2 separate regions of the Homo sapiens genome follow, and region 1 is linked to region 2. A link is a loop called in an ENCODE intact Hi-C map of the cell type or tissue named here. Cell type or tissue: thyroid gland. All regions are shown on one strand.

The links. Peaks named below come from ENCODE experiments on the same cell type or tissue, not always from the same donor. Only the 100,000 strongest peaks of a DNase experiment are listed, where the experiment ranks them.
Region 1: a loop joins it to region 2, with 4 times the contacts of the local background. A loop is called at or near these places in 1 of 110 quality-filtered maps.

What each region holds. Positions count from the first base shown.
Region 1 is chr7:43,246,405-43,251,404 of GRCh38, forward strand. All of the region lies in intron 3 of HECW1 (HECT, C2 and WW domain containing E3 ubiquitin protein ligase 1), which reads left to right. It overlaps LOC124901619 (a long non-coding RNA gene), which reads right to left and starts at 2,894. Exons shown (of 2, transcript XR_007060295.1): 1 at 2,779-2,894. In thyroid gland, no CTCF peak of the experiment used is centred here; a DNase peak (open chromatin) is centred at 2,937; H3K27ac peaks cover 1,699 bases.
Region 2 is chr7:43,130,297-43,135,296 of GRCh38, forward strand. All of the region lies in intron 2 of HECW1 (HECT, C2 and WW domain containing E3 ubiquitin protein ligase 1), which reads left to right. The region is part of intron 3 of HECW1-IT1 (HECW1 intronic transcript 1); the gene reads left to right. Among named protein-coding and RNA genes, the nearest start is that of HECW1-IT1, 15 kb to the left of the region's middle. In thyroid gland, no CTCF peak of the experiment used is centred here; no DNase peak of the experiment used is centred here.

The DNA.
Region 1 (5,000 bases), 120 kb after region 2:
AGGCTCATACAAGGAAGAATTTTATGCTATAAACACCGGTTCTCAACCAGGGGTACATCGCAAACCACCAAGTCTAGCTCTGCACGTGAAGCCTGTGTAGTTGCACACTGAAAAGGTCTCTAGGTAATTCTGGTATGCACTCCTGGTTGAGAAACACTAGCTAGACCTGACGGGAACTAAGCCTTTCCACATCTGTGAATAAGAGAATGAGAAAGAAATCTGTGCTGAAGATCTTTATGCTACAAAGACAAGTATCTTGTCACCCAAAGATGGCTTTCTAAGCCTATCAAAGGCCCTCTGTGGAGAAAAAACAAAACATGCATTGCAAATGACTGGCATCTCTGTGTCTGTTAGGTCCCCTGAGAGGGCAAGAGAGAACTAACGTTTGTGACAGGGAAAGGGAGGAAGTGGAATTGTGTGGGGGCTGCAGCCTGGCAGAGCCTCTGCCAGCCCAGTGGACTCTCAGGAGCAAAAACTGCCTGTTCAGAGACCCAGTGTTGGGTGGGAATGGCTAGACCCCTGCATCCCCAACTAGCTTAATGTTAGGCCAAGGCACCCTAAAGAGAGCCTGAGCACCCCTCCATACATAGGTGGAGTGGAAGGAGTTGGTGGCTGGAAGCTGTCAGCTGACAGCATCCTGACAACTAGGCAATGAATCTGTTCTTAAAAGAGAAGCACAGCTCCATGTCTGCTATACTCTCCAAAGACTAGAAAATCAGTTCCTCTGGGCTGTTCAGAGTTTAGCTCTGTTTTGACTACAATGCCAAGGTGTGATCCTTTGGTGGAATTTACTGCCTTAAGGTAGAGGAATGAAGGGAGGACAATGGAAGAAATATGCAGGAAAACTTGGTTCATTTGATTTCCTTCTGTTTAGGGCATGTGCTAGATGGCAGGACATGGAAGAATAGGGCACTAAAATTTGAGGGATCATAACAACTTCTCATGTCGAAAGTGAAGCCCAGACCAGGCACAGTGGCTCATGCCTGTAATCCAGCACTTTGGGAGGGGGATAGCGGGAGGATAGCTTGAGACCAGTCTATATAAGCCTGGGCAACATGGTGAGACCCCATCTCTAATAAAAATAAAATTTTAGCCAGGCATGGCAGTGCACCTGCAGTCACAGTTACTCTGGTGGTTGAGGCAGAATTGCTTGAGCCCAGGAGTTAGAGGCTGCAGTGGGCTATAATCGTGCCATTGCACTCCAGCCTAGGCAACAGAGCAAGATGCTATGGAAGGAAAGAAAGAGAGAGAGAGAGGAAGGAAGGGGAGAGGGAGGGAGGGAGGGAGGAAGGAAGGGGAGAGGGAGGGAGGGAAGAAGGAAGGAAGAAAGGAAGGAAGGAGGGAGGGAGGAAGGGAAAGAGAGGAAAAAAGAGAGAGAAAAAAAGAAAAGAAGGAGGGAAGGAAAGAAAAGAAAGAGAGAGAAAGGTAAGAAGGAAGGAAGAAGGAAGGAAGGAAAGAAAGAAGAAAGCAAGCAAGAAAGGGAGGGAGAGAGGAAGGAAGGAAGGAGGGAGGAAGGGAAAGAGGAAAAAAGAGAGAGAAAAAAGGAGGGAAGGAAAGAAAAAGAGAAAGGAAAGAAGGAAGGAAGAAGGAAGGAAGGAAAGAAAGAGAGAAAGAAGAAAGCAAGCAAGAAGGGAGGGAGGGAGAGAGGAAGGAAGGAAGGGAGGGAGGGAGGGAAAACAATGGAGAGAGGGAGGGAAGAGAAAGACAAAGGAGAGGAGGAGAGGTGAGGAGAGGAGAGAAAGAAGAAGAAAGAGAGAGGAGCCCAGAGAGGTTGTGTGTCATCAGAGATCACCCAGAGATCGCAGGGCTGAGGTGGAGCCCCAGGGCTCCTGACAGCAACACCCCTCTCCTGACACAGAATGGGCATTGTTACATCAGTCTCCTTCACCCCATACTCTACACAATAAAGAAAATCTGTGGCTCCAGAACTTTTATGTTCTTGCTTAAATCTTCCAAACTGAAAACGATCCTGAGGTTCCCTACACCATACCCCGCCCCACCACATCCTTCATCTAGACACATCCTGGGTCTAGAACGTATCAGGAGACAGAGGTGTAGAACCACAGCCAGCTTCCCTAAACTTCCACTAATCTCCGGCTTGCTTTTGGTTATAATGTTGTGCAGATATAAATTGACAAAGTCATGAGAAGCCTCTCTTCTAACTCTGCAGTTTGTCATCCTGACACCAACAGAAAATCAGGACATCATTAATTCTCTACACTTATTGATTTGGAACCTCCATTGTAAGGCCGGCTGCTTTACTCTCCCTCCTCCTCCTCCTCCTCCTCCTTTTCCTCCTCCTCCTCCTCCTCCTCCTCCTCCTTTTCCTCCTCCTTCTCCTGTCCCTCTTCCCCCATCTCCCCGTTCTCCTCCTGTTTCCCCTCCCCCTCCTCATAGTTTTCAGGGTCGGAGTCCTAGGCCACTCTATTGCAACAGCTACCAAAGAGAAAGGGGCTGAATCTGTGTGCATGTGAGGCCACAACCTCTAGACCCCAGTGACTTAGGGGCCTCCCTGCCTCCCCTCTAGCTCTTCGCCAGTCATTGCCTGAACTCGGCTTTCCTGGACCTTAGGGGATAAATAGTGTGGTCCAGCACTGCCCTGGGTGAGCTGAGTCATGCCCTTGGCAGGGTCGAGGAGCTCCCGTGAGGAGACCAATCGCCTAGCGTGAGTCTTCTTCCGGGATTGCTCGCCCTCTGCCCCCTAGGTGCCGGGCGCCGCCCGTCCCCACCTCCATCAGAACTCGGGTCATCTGCGGAGCCTTGGCTGCGGCCCGGTACCTGGGTGTGACTCCGCCACTAACATTTTCCCAGCAGGAAGCAGCAAGCTCAGCACAGAAATAAAACTGTCCTGGTGAGTCGCTCACAGCCTGTCCCAGTAACTGTTCCGGAGCGTCAGCCTGACGCAGCACCCCTGAAGGACCACGCCGTGCGGGCTGCGAGCCTCGCCCTTAACCATGCCCAGCAGGACCAGAGCTGCCAGCACAAATGAAGGTCCTGGCCATTGAACAACTTCTGAGCCTGCACTTTAAGAAGGCGCTCTTGTTTTGAATACGTAGTCTGTCCTGTTCTTTCAAAGTAAGTGCTTTTATCAAGGGCCTGGACTGTCTTTTAAACATATTTTTTTCTCACTTGTACATTAAAGGGAAATGTATTTCTGTCTAGAAAAGGAGACCGGGAGAGGAATGAGACTGTGCGGTATTCAGGCTTGGTTTAAACTAGGGCATGCACACTGCATAGCTATTTTCTTCAGGCAGCATGTGGCCAAAAAACATGCGTGTGTAGCTGACTGTTTTGAGCTTTGTTTATTTTAAGTACTGTATACTGAGGGATTTTGTTCAAGCAAAGGAGTACCAGCTTTATATGCAGCCACAGATGCCTCTCTTGCTTGGTAGTGCTAGATTTAGAGCTCAAAATTTTCCTTTTCAGCAAGAACTAGAAGTTCCCTAGTAGTATTTTTTCCCCTCATGCCTGTTTGCACTGTGCAGAATTCTTAGAGAACACGGCTTTGCAAATGTTCTGCGGCAGTCTCAGGATAGCACGGTATGTCAGCAGATATGGGTCCCGGGCCTGTTTGCTTAGCTATGCTTTCTTAATGCAGGTTCTTGCTTTACACGATTTCAGACAATAACTCAGTATTTTCATGATCACAGCTGAATATACGCCACGGATGGATGTGTATTTTTCTTCCTCTCTTGCAGATTTTTTTTAACCAAAACACACACACACACACGCGCACACACACATACACACACACACAGAAATACAAAATAAAACTGGATTTGGTAGCATTGTATTTGTCTTAAAATTCTGGATAGGGATTATGCTGGGTCACTCTGGTCCACAGCAGCCTCATGAACTACTCTGAATTCGATGACAGACCCTGAAATGAGGGGTCTGTGACACCAACTCAGCCTGGCTTGGATGTTGTAGATGGGAGCATGGACCAGTCATTCCTTTTCAACTGGGCCACTATTTATTGAGCGCCTACTGTGTACCAGATATAGTCAAAAAATGAGAGATACAGCTGTTAGCAAACAGGTCTCTGGCCTCCTGGAGGTTTTATTCTAGCTGTGAGAAGGAGTGTCAGAAAATGAAGAACCCACACAAGTGTAGAACACAATGTAAAGCCCTAGGAAGTGCTAAGAAGAGAGGACAGGGGAAGGAAGGTGGAGAAGAGAGCGCCAGGAACGTCCTGTGTGTACCTGCCCTGCCTTGTACTTCCGCCTCTGGGTACAATCTAAAAACCCATGCTGTCTCTCTGAACTTGCGTAAAAAAATAGCCCAGAGGTCACCAACTCATGCTCCCTTGCAAGTTTATTTTATTTGGCTGCCGGTGCTTTTTGATTTTTTAGGTTTGATTTTATTAATGATTTTTTAAATAAAAACAGGCAATTTTATGTAAAAATTCAGAATCTTAGCTTCTCTTGAAAAAAATCAAAAGCTCCTACAGTCCTGGGCCCACCCTCTGCTTAGCCACAGAGCTGAGTGAGGAGGGCCCTGTTAGGCCGGAGGGCATATGACCTTCAGATCCTCACAACTCCTACTTAGCTCACCTCCTCTGAAGGCAGCTGTGTTTTAGCCTATTTTGTTGCTGGCCCTACAATCATTCGTTACTTCTCCCAGGGCAGCAATGCTTCTGGTGTCAGGGACCCCACCCCCCTTACTGGATGGGCCCTGTGGATGCTTCCTCCTCTGGCTTTCTCTCCCAGTCATTTTATTGAGGTTTGCCTCTCCTTGAGGGCTGCAAGGGGTGGTGAAGGTGCCAAGCTATCAGAGTCCCAGGCCAAGTCACAGAAGCTGTCTGTCGAAGAATGAGCCCTGTCCTTCTGCAATCCCAGATTCCTTTTGCCTAGCCTAGTGGGACAGGGGACTGAATGTGGATGCACAAAATCTAGTTTCTTTCTTTTTTTCTTTTATTTTTTTGAGATGGAGTCTCACTCTATCACCCAGACTGGAGTGCGATAGCGCGGCCTTGGCTCACTGCAACTTCCGCCTCCCAG
Region 2 (5,000 bases):
CTTGAGGCTGGAACCTAAATCTAAACGTGAAATTCATTTATGTTTCATGTACGCCTTATGCACATATCCTGAAGGTAATTATACAATATTTTTGATAATTTTATACATGATACAGTCTGTGTACATTGAACCGTCAGAAAGCAAGGGTGTCACTATCTCAGGCACCCATGTGGACAGTCTGTGGGTGTTTGACATCACCATCATTCCTGACTCAGAATTTGTATGCTACAAAGAAAATGATAAGTAATCATTTTCTTACACTTATTCGCACTTCAGTACTCAACAGTAAAACAATATGGCATATCATTAATATAGTGATAAACAATGTGTTCCAGGTAACTAAGCAACACAGTAGCATCACCAGAATACCTGTATCAGCTGTTAGACAATGACAACAAACATCAGCAGGCTGGATCAATTGTGTGTGGTGCACATGAATTTTGACTGTGACCTGGCACATGAGGTCCATTGTGGAATTTTCCACTTGTGGCATTATGTCGGCATTTAAAACATTTCAAACGTTGTAGTATTTCAGATTTCAGATTTTTGGATTAGAAATGCTCAACCTGTATTAATAACTGGGTATACAATAATCTACTTAGTACTTTGTGTATATGTATGTATCTATTATGCATTGATTCTTTAGTGTGGCACTTTACTGTATGTTTTATGTATAAAATTTTATTTGGCTGAGCATGGTGGCTCAGACCTGTAATCCTAACACTTTGGGAGGCCAAGGCGGGTGAATCACTGGAGGTCAGGAGTTCAAGACCAGCCTGGCCAATATGGTGAAACCCCATCTGTACTAAAAATACAAAAATTAGATGGGCGTGGTGGCACACGCGTGTAATCCCAGCTACTTGGGAGGCTGAGGCAGGAGAATTGCTTGAACCCAGGAGCAGAGGTTGCGGTGAGCCGAGATCTTGCCACTGCACTCCAGCCTGGGCAACAGAGTGAGACTCTATCTCAAAAAAAAATTTTTTTTGTATTTAATCCTTCCAAGTTTGTGTGAAAAGTATTATTAACTTCAGTCTACAGATGGGAGTACTGAGACCTGAAGTGTTTCTATGGCTTGACCAGCTCACACTGCTGGGCTTTCCAATGACCAACCCTGCATTTTCAGCCTTTCACTTATTACTGGGCACTGAAGTTAAATGTACCTTTGTTTTGTTTTTTGAGAGGAGTGGATGTTAGAAACATTGAATTGATTAATACAGTGTATACAAATCATTGACTGCATTTTTTTGGTATTTCCATAGAAATGATTCTCAAAAGCAGAACTGATGAATCAAAAGGTACACTGGGGTTTCCTCAAACATACTGAAGAATGTGGCTTTTCAGGAAAGTTGTAACAACATATATTGTATTCCAACCCTCTATGAAGGTGCCAGACTCCAACTTGTCAGTGCTCAGCGCTATGATTTAAACCCTTTTAGTTTTGCTCTTTTGCCAAAGGAAGAGGGATACTGGAGGTGGGCTCTTTGCAGGTAGGTGCAGCCAGGTGACTCCTGAGAGTGGCATCTGGGAAAGATGTTGTTTTCCTGATCAGGAGGGACATTTTCAGTTGGCACAAGTGTTCACCCTTTGTCCTTCTGTCTCCTCCTGCTGTCTTATGACCGAGGATTGAAAGCTGCATGCTGAGGACTCCACATGGAGGGAAAGGTGGCCTGGGGGCCTGGGTTACAAGGGCATCGAGTGGGGAAAATACCCAGTTTAGTGAAACCTCTGTTGTTAGGTTCAGATGCAAAGGCAAATGCAATCCTATCCACTCTATTTTCTCTGACTCTTAGTGAAAGGATCATGTTTGTATCTCATTTTCTGCAAATTCTCTGTACTGGGACTTTGCATCTCCACACAGCCCCTCACAGCGCCCCCCCGCCCCAAGTAAGGTTTTGGTGTTTCTCTTGCCAATTTGAATTAAGTCTATATATTATAGATGTTAACTATCATTTTTGATGCAGTTTAAGATGTGTCTTTTAATTTTATTTGTGATGACCTATTGGTTAAAATAATGATCTTCAGATGTCTCCATCAAAAAGTACAATTTGTCTTCACACTTACTAATAGGGACAAATTCCTATTCCCCAATAACCTTGCACTTAATTGTCGTATCATCGAATGGATCGCCCCTAAATCTACATTGGGGGTTGCAAAATGGTAACTTTACAATCATATGATTCCCTTCACATTCATTAGTGGTCATTCTTCTGTGAACAAGAGTTTCCTTCTCTCTCTCTCTTTCTCTCTTTCTCTCTCTCCCTTCCTCCACCCCTCCCTTTAGGGGAAGAGAGTCACTGGGTTCTTAAGGATTTTTACTTACTCAGTGTGATACAATCAGTATTCTTCATGGTGCTCAAATTAACCCAATTTTGCCCAGTGAGTGCCTTTTATGTTATCTCTAACACAAGAAATTGAGTGCTTACACTTTTCTTTAATTCTTGACCCTTCTTTCTTCCTTCCTTCCACTCTCCTGGTCTCTTCCCCTTCCTCTGTTCCTTCCTTCCTTCCTCCCTTCTTTTCTTCTTCAGTTGGAGGTGGGAGGTGCTTATAACATTGGCTAAAATTAGAACGATAATAAATAATGTGGTGAAAGAAGAGTTCTATTTAGTTCTTGTCTTTAATTAAGCTGGATTTAGTTTTTCATTATTAAATAATAAGGGCTATTTGTTTCAGTTTTTTAATAAGAAAGAAGGATGATTCTATTTCTAGTTTTGTTGGTGTTTTAATCATGTCTAAACATTGAATTTGGGGGAATTTACTGAAGTTAACTAGTGCGTTTTTTCCTTTGACCTAATGAAATGATCAATTACATTAATAAGTTTCCTAGAATTAAACTATCTTTACAGCCTTCAAATACACCCAACCTGAGCACTATTATTTTTTCAATTCTGTGATGACTCAATGTGTTTAGTTTTATATATATATGATATACTTACATATGAAATATATACACATTTATATATAAATGAATAAATAAGATTAGTTTGCATTTTTATTATACTATGTATTTAACATTTATAAAATGAATTGGTAAACTTTTTAAATTCTCCTGGGAAATGAATATCATGTGATTATTATTCCCTGGAAAATCTCCTTGGGCTTTATGCCTTTTTCCGTATCAATCTGATAAATTAATTCATTAATCTTATGGTTATTGGTCTCTTTAGTTTTTATTTCTAGTTGAGACAAATAAATTATCTTTTCCTAGAAAACTGTCTATTTTTCTAAATTCAAGTTTTTGACCATTTTTCTTTTATAGTTTCCTGTTTATTAGTAGCTTTAATTCCTTTTGTTGTTGTTTTTACATTTTATATTTCTCTCTTTCTTTCTCTGTTCCTTCCTTACTCTGTCCCTTACTCTCTCCCTCTCTTCCTCCCTCTCTTTTTCAACTAAGATTAGTTGTAAATGTGTCTATTTTATTGTTTTTTTAACTCAAGAACTAATGCTGATATTCATTTCCTTTATTTTGTACTTTCTTATATCTATTGTTTTCAAATATATGTATATTTTTAATAATACAGTTTTCATGAGTGTCTTTTACTTTTCTTTTTATGCTGTTTTGGATGAAAACTTTATTTGTTGATTCCCATCTTGGCATGTCAATAATTTTAAGTCATTCTTTTCTGCTAAGTCTAGATTTAGCTTAAGAATTCTTCTCAACAGAGAGCTGTACATTGTCACATGTAGGCTAGGATATATAGCTGTGTCCATCTTCGGAAAATATAATTAGTCACAAGCCCTCTCTAACTTGTTCAAACTTACCTAAATTATGTTTTTTTATAGCCCAAGTGTTTCATTCTTAAATTTTAAGAATAAATTTGTGGCCGGGCATGGTGGCTCAAGCCTGTAATCCCAGCACTTTGGGAGTGGGCGGGTCACCTGAGGTCAGGAGTTCCAGACCAGCCTGGCCAACATGATGAAACCCTGTCTCTACTAAAAATGCAAAAAGTAGCCGGGCGTGGTGGTGCATGCCTGTAATCCCAGCTACTTGGGAGGCTGAAGCAGAAGAACCGCTTGAACCCGGGAGGCAGAGGTTGCAGTGAGCCGAGATTGCACCATTGCACTCCAGTGTGGGTAAGAGAGTGAGACTCTGTCTCAAAAAAAAAAAAAAAAAAAAAAGAATAAATGTGTTTTAAAATATGAATGGAATGAACTTCCCACCTATAGATTTTTGGGAAAGTCTATGTTTAAGTGTTTTTATGTTTAAATTTAAATTTAATTTTTTTAAAGACAGGGTCTTGCTCTGTCCCCAAGGCTGGAATGCAGTGGTGCAATCATAGCATACTGCAGCTTTGAACTCCTGGGCTCAAGCAATCCTCCTGCCTCAGCCTCCTAAGTAGTTGGGACTACAGGCATGCACCACCATGCTGGGCTTCTGCAGGTTTTTAAGTGGCATATTTTCCTCAATCTTTCAATATTTGGGGGATTTTTTTTTCTTACTTTAATAAATAATGTTTTGTCTGCGACTATCATTTTTGTGTTGTGACTTTTTCCCCAAGACTCTTGACATATTATTCTACCTTTGGTGATCATGGAGAAGTCTGAGGGCAGCCTAAATTTAAATTCTTTGTAGATAATCTGGATTGTTTTTCTACTTGGGTACATTTAAGAGTTTTAAAAAATGTATCAGAGCATTTTGCTAAAATGTCTAGGTATATAGGTTTTTGCTCTCGTTGACTTTACCTGAAACATGAATTCTGATTTGCCTACTCTGTGAAGGAAAATCTTTACTTATTATATTTTTGTGTATTGATTCTTCCCCCTGTGGTACTGTATTTATCTCGGGGATGTTGTTATAGGCTGTTATCTATCTACCAATATCTTCCCTCTCTTTTTTCACTTACTAACAGGGCCACGACTTAATTTGGGAATGGTCTCTTCTTAACAGCTTTATCTCCCAGTCTTCCTTACAGGGAGGGGGTAGTCATATGACATATTTGAATCTAATGAGATAAATTTGGAAGCTGCCAGGTGGAGCTCCTGAGAATGCTCTTTAAGGG